Linked DNA regions of Mus musculus: region 2 is linked to region 1. A link is a contact called in ENCODE Hi-C or POLR2A ChIA-PET data. All regions are on one chromosome and are shown on one strand. Each heading gives the region's core, a stretch centred on a gene start or an enhancer-like site at or near the end of the contact. The rest is flanking DNA. Distances are from core to core; before and after follow the strand shown.

Region 1 (3,272 bases), core at 302-2,801:
CAGCAAAACTAATATCTTTAAAGGGAAACACAATTTTGTATCAGTTTAATATGTTTATGAATGTTTTATTAAAAATAAAACCCACATTAAATTCAGCATTCAATCCATTGAAAAATATATGACTCGGTGATACTTATCATATTGGCAATCTGCTACATGATCAGCAACATCTGTCTCTATAACTTTTCAATTTTTTAAAACTGAAGACATGTCATCTTCAGACATGTCTGTATCTTCTATTTTTAGTTCTTGGTAACCACCATCCTATTTTCTACATATATGACTACTGGAGGTATCTCATAAGTGAATAAAATAATATTTGTTGATTTATTACTGGCTTGTTTTACTCAACATAATGTTCTCAAAGTTGATACATATTGTATCAAGCATCAGAATTACCTCAATCTAGCTAAACAACTTTCCATTCTCTATGTGTGCCACATGGTTTGCTTATTTGTTTATTACTATTTAAGTATTGGGTTTCCTCCATGTTTTAATTGCTATGAGTAATTATACTATCAACACAGGTATAAAGATATCTCTCAGAGACTGTACATTCTCAGAACTGAAATTTCTGGATCATATGGTAGTTCTTTTTTCAAATTTTTAAGACCCAATAATACTGTTTTCCTCTTCAGACATAGCATTTCATAAATTCACCAACAGACTGCGTATTGTTCTGGTTTCTTTATCCACATACTTTGTTCTCCATGGTGGTCATCATAAATAAAATTAAATTTAACAGTAGAGTACTAATGATGTGTTAGCTCATTCAAGAAAAAGAGAGAAATGATTTTTAAAACATGATTCGAGATTGAAAGAAACAGAAAAAAAGCATAAATTTTGAAGTGATTGAGGCAGTCATAAAAATATATACAAAACTTTCTGACGAGACATTTGAAAGTCTAGAGGAAATGGATTATTTCCCAGAAAAATATGGATTGCCAAAATTCACCCAAGAAGAAAGGGGAAACTTAAATACACCAGTTACCATAAAAGAGTTTAGAAAAAGATGCTTAAAGATCTATCATTGAAAAAGGCAGTGGGAACAGATGGCCACCCAGCTGAGGTTTATGTAACATGCATTTTATATAACCTTTAAGAAAGAGAGCTGTTCAAAGTTAAATTATTTCAGGCCTTAGGGGAAAAAAGATAAAAGACTTCCCCAGTTCATTTTACAAAGGCAATATAACATTCAAAATAGGAAAATTGAACAATAAAAGATGATTATAAAAAGATGTTGTTCATGAACAAAGATGAAAATACATTAAAATGTGAGTAACTATGTTATGGCCATGTTCCTTTTATGTGTTTTGTTGTTGTCACATAAGTAACATATTCAATGGATGATTTTGTGTCAAAAAATAACAGAAATGAAGTAAAGACAAAGGCACTCTACCATGGCCTCATGAAGCTTTCTGTCTAGCATGAGGAATATGAGAGTGAAAGAGGTAAACACACACTTGATACATCAGATGATGATTCAGCAAAAAGAGAAAACTGAGCAGAGATATAGATAGGTGCTAAGAGGAAAGTTAGCCACTTTGGATTACGTATACCTTTTATCAGAGAATTTGCTCTGCTAGTATGGAGGCTGGAGCAGACCAGAGAGCACTGTTTGGGATTAATGCAGAGTAGATAACACAAGAAACCAGTGAAGAATGCCATAAGGTACCAGGACCACAGTGCACCTGCTGCAAAGCAAGATCAGAAGAAGGCAGGGAAATACAGAGAAAGAAAATAGTGCTGAGATCATGCAGGGCATTAAGTAAAACAATGAGTCTCCCATGAAAGAGGAGTGCAGCACTTTTAACATGGAGCTGGAGTTATTTAACTTCTGTCTCAGAAGTTAAAATGGCTCTGACCAGTAGAGTGAGACTGAAGTACAGAAACCAAATGGGGGTGTTTTCTGGTGCCTAACATAGGGCTTCAGATGCCTTGGATAGCAATAGTGACAGTGAAAGTGTTAGGAAATGCTGAGGAGGTGTGTGTGTGTGTCTAATTGTGTTTGTGTGTGTGTTTCTGTATGTATATCTGTCTGAATGAGTGTATTTGTGTGTGTATAATTGTGTTTGCGTGTGTGTATTTGTGTGTGTATGTTGGTATATATGTGTGTGTTTGTGTGTGCATATGTGTATATGTTTCTATATGTGTGTGTGTTTGTGTATGTATCTGTGCGTATGAGTGTGGTTTTGTGTATATATGTGCACATATATATGTATGTATATGTGTGTGTGAATGTGTGTATGTGTGTTTGTGTGTGCATATGTTTACATATACCTGTGTATGTGTATGTTTGTGTGTAAGTATAATATATGTGTGTTTGTTTGTGTTTGTATGTGTATGTGTGCATGTGTGTATGTGTGTTCGTATATGTATATATGTGTAGGTTTATCTGTGTATGTGTCTGTATTTGTGTGTATGTGTGTGTGTGTATGTGTAAGTATGTTTGTATGTATTTATGTATGTGCAAATATGATGTGTGTGTTTGTGTGTGTATGTGTGTATATGTGTGTCTCTATGTATGTGCACATATTTATTTAAATGTGTGTACATTATTATATATGTTAAAAATATATAAAGTGTTTATATGTGAAATATGGAAATTCATATATATGTATGTGTTAAATATAAACATGCATTTAAGATAGATTGGAAAAGGGAAAGGGCTGTGGAAATAAAATATAATTGGTGATGAGATTTGCAAATTTAGCTAAGATTTGCTCTTTTTTTTCTTTCATCTTCAGTCTAACAGATGTGGGCATGGAGTGGAAGAAAGATTAATCATTATTTGGTCATGTAAAATCCATTATGTAAGGACAAAAATCAAACAGATATAAAAGTTTATTAAGAGAGATGTTTAATAAAGCTCCCTTTAGACATTCTTCTTTATAGTTTTCTTTTTTAAAATGAAAATTGCTGGCTTGCTTTGCTAATTTATTTTTCTATATGCTAAAGTGAAAACTCTGTTTTAATTGAAATCAGAACTGGATATGTATTTGTACTTTTATGTCTTAATCTAATAATGCCTTCAACAACCAAGCCTTTGTAATGAGATACATAATTTAATAAATTGGACAAAGTTCTGAGAAGATAAAAATATCTCCTTTTCAGGACATAAGTTTCTAACTAGAAAGCTCAGGAGGATATAAACTACTGGAGTTAAGACAAAAATTCATTAAGGTGAACAGAAAGAAGGCAAATGCACAAAATCTGAGGTTTGCTCTTAATAATGAGAGAATGAAGTGAGAAATAATAGTGAGAATGGTATG
Region 2 (3,272 bases), core at 558-3,057, 980 kb after region 1:
CCAGCAAGACTATAACTTGAGACTTATTTTCAAAACCAGCCTCGTCCAGTCCATTCAGAATGCAGAGCCCCTCCCAGGAGTTCTTTCTGCTCAGTGGAGGCTGAAACTGATGGGCAGTCAGCCAGGAAGTGCCTGAAGCTTTGGTTCAAAAATGAGATTCAGAGCATGTGTTGGACTGTGACAAGGGAAGTGAAGGACATCGCTCATGCTCACACATGCCTATGCCTGGGTTGTTCCTCTCAGAGGCTCTGTGGTACACTCCCACCATGCACTCTCTCTCCTCCTCCATCTCCTGAACCTTTCTCCCTCCCTCCTCTCTCCATGTTATTTATCTTCATCTCTCTTTATGTCACCACAATGTCTAATACACACACACTATGCAGGTTCACACATACACCCAGATACATACCTGCCCACACATACACACAGCATTATCACCACACGCATGGACACACCATACAGACACGTGTGTTCACAGGTGTGCCAACGCGCCTCATAGGCAGAGAGAGTCTTGAGGTCGGCAGCTTACTATGCAGGCTGTTAAGCTCTCATAAATACCTAGAATATCAAAAGACAGATTTGTCCAAGACCTGTGCATTTCCTATTTGTAGTTCACTAATTGTCTACTTTATGTGACTGCTAATGCTTACTCAATATGCAGGAAATTGACATAATGACAGAGTTGGATGTGTTCTCGGCCCTGGGGTTCTAATATGCCTGATTTCAGTCAGCATGCATAAACGTGGAGTATTCAGGGTCTCCGACATGATGAGGAGTTTACGGAGACTGGATTGCTTCTAGAAACACCCAAGACAACGAAACATGGCATGATATGATTGCCATGGTAACGAGGGTATTCCAAATGAAAATCACTACGGTGCATCACTAATTTAGGGCTCCACTAAACACCAAATAATATTTCTCTTAAGAATGCTGAGCTGTGGTTCCTGGTAATGCAGGGTCCTGTAGCAAATGCCACACTGCAGAAGAAAAGTACAGGGGAAATTCTCCGCATACTGTGCAGGGTTACTGTGGATACCCCAAGGGTGGGAGTCAGACCACATCCACTCATGGTGGTTCATTTAGAGAAGTTCTTAATATATTGCAACTGCGACATACACTAGTAATTTTCCAAACCTGGGATTTGGTTTAGAAATCAGCTCAAATCTGGTTGGCCCTTGTGTCTAGTCTAAGCTGAATCATTATTCCTGCATGTGGCTCAAACCGCATAATGGTATAAGAGGTGCAGGCATGAAAGGAACGTGTTAGAGGCACAGCTAGGAATCCGCAGCCAAGAGAGGCCCGATCCTGTCTATTTTCACACCCTGGCTGCTCATTGCATATGCAAAGAAGCAGCCTCAACTTTCTCAGGTCACACAGCATCAGCCTCGTGCCTCAAGCTCTTTTTCATTTTATTTGGATTGGTTCAAAGAAGAGGCTCCTTGCAAATCCTAATTCTCACCTCTGCAACGACAGGGCTAAATTAAAAGAAGAGCATTAGTCTGGTTTACTTTTCTTTCAGGGGTTTTCTAAGAAATGTTCCCTTCTATTTCTGCCCTCTGGTTCCTTTTTGTCTCCCTTAATAGTTGCCCACTGAAGGTCAAACACAGAAGACATGAAGCATAATGCGAACAGCGGGGATCCCAGAGACACACAGCCTGCATTCCGAAATCTACTTTGACTTTGAACTTGGCTTTGGAAAAGTTACAATTTGTTTTCAACCTGATCAGTAAAATCGAGGTCAGCTACATGAGAGGTGACTGGGGTGTGTCCGGTGTCCTGTCCATGCCCGCTAAGTGCTTGTCAGTCTCCATATGCCCTGCAGCCTACCTGAGGATTGAATGGGGTCCTTATGCTAGACCAAGTGGGAGCCTTTAGAAATCTTATAGACCCATTAGAAATCACCCTTACACTGCCCTGGAGAGTATCCGAGGGTTCTGTCCACAGGGGGTAAAAACGAGATCCTCCCTCATTAAGGCTATGCTATTAACTCGGAAGTTCTTGCACATTCGCTGAATGAACTTCCAAACAAAAAATAAAAAATTCTGTAGCTTAGAATCATAGTTTTCCTAAATGCTGAAATAATTTTATGCCATTTCCCCTACTAATTACCATCTCATTATTATTAGAAGAACGCTTTCCTTGAAATCAACACAATTTTTGCTCTAGTTCATTTTAGCCGCATGGCAGGAGGCCTCGGTGACTCCCATTCAGAGGAAGGTAGCGACACCTAGTGGTGTCTTACTCGAGATGCAATCCTTTCACTTCTACCTGGTTGGATGCCAGTATGAGGGTTGGCTCCTAGGAACTCAAAACATTAGTAAATACTTCGTTGCCTTGTGTTAGAGTCTTCCCGAATATATGCAGATAGTAAAATAAAATAAATCCTTGAGCATCTGAAGTTCTTGAGAACACTTGACCTCAATGAACCTGATCCAAAATCCTCTCTGCGATAAGCTCCCTGGGTCATCAGACAAAATGGATTTCCTATCCCCAGGAGTTTATGAGTTGTCACGGCAACCAAGAAGTTCTTTCTTTTGTTTTGAGGTGGTGTCTCATATATCCCAGGCTAGCCTCAAACTCATTATATAGCATGGAGGCCTTTTAACTTCTGCTCCTTCCGTACTCCCTTGCAACTTTGGATTACAACCTTGTTCACACGGTGCTAGGGAAGGAGCCCAGAGCCCTATGCATAAAATTATGTGTGTGTGTGTGTGTGTGTATTTAACTTTAAATGAACTTCCATTCTTTATGTAATAACTTCCTAATGAAGCCAACTATAACGTGGGAATTATTAATTGAACATCCTTCATTTCACAGGGACTTTCTGCCTACACCCTTGCATGATGAACTAACTAGTGGGTACTGCCATCATTTCTCTGCATCCTGAAAAAAAAAAGCTAACACGAGACACAGAAGAGGCCTAATAGCTCTTCATATTCTGAAAGCAGGACTTTGTGATAAGGAATTCTCAGTGGGAAGAGTCATGTGCATGTTCCCCGCACAAACACAGACCGCAAAGATGTGGATTATAAGTGAATCATTAATAAACATGTGTGCATACTCTTCTGTTGGTTGGATTGATCCCTTTCTCCTTAATCTCTCACTAAAATCACAGTTATGAGGTTGGAGGAATGGCTCAGTGGTTGAGAGCGCTGGCTACTTACTCCTTCTGAGGACCTGGGTTCAATTCTGAGCACCCACACGGTGACTCACAACTTTAGTTCTGGCAACTTTGGGTGCTGCATGCACAAGGTGCACAGACACACGTG

Evidence for each region. Hi-C counts contacts between places; a loop is a spot of excess contacts on that map. ChIA-PET counts read pairs that join two places held with the same protein, here RNA polymerase II (POLR2A).
Region 2: a map of left cerebral cortex shows a loop between it and region 1 (10-fold over the local background). The contact joins two enhancer-like sites. A Hi-C loop is called at or near these places in 1 of 37 maps with a recorded cell type or tissue (left cerebral cortex). POLR2A ChIA-PET finds 5 or more read pairs at or near these places in 1 of 5 experiments (Patski).

The regions. Positions count from the first base shown.
Region 1 is chr13:5,491,427-5,494,698 of GRCm38, forward strand. No RefSeq gene overlaps it. Among named protein-coding and RNA genes, the nearest start is that of Gm40660, 38 kb to the left of the region's middle. Within about 2 kb of position 1,552, at least 1 of the 3 ENCODE cell types and tissues checked has a DNase peak (open chromatin) inside an H3K27ac peak, as active enhancers do; it is left cerebral cortex, where a contact is called at or near this core.
Region 2 is chr13:6,469,611-6,472,882 of GRCm38, forward strand. No RefSeq gene overlaps it. Among named protein-coding and RNA genes, the nearest start is that of Pitrm1, 77 kb to the right of the region's middle. Within about 2 kb of position 1,808, at least 2 of the 3 ENCODE cell types and tissues checked have a DNase peak (open chromatin) inside an H3K27ac peak, as active enhancers do; they include left cerebral cortex, where a contact is called at or near this core.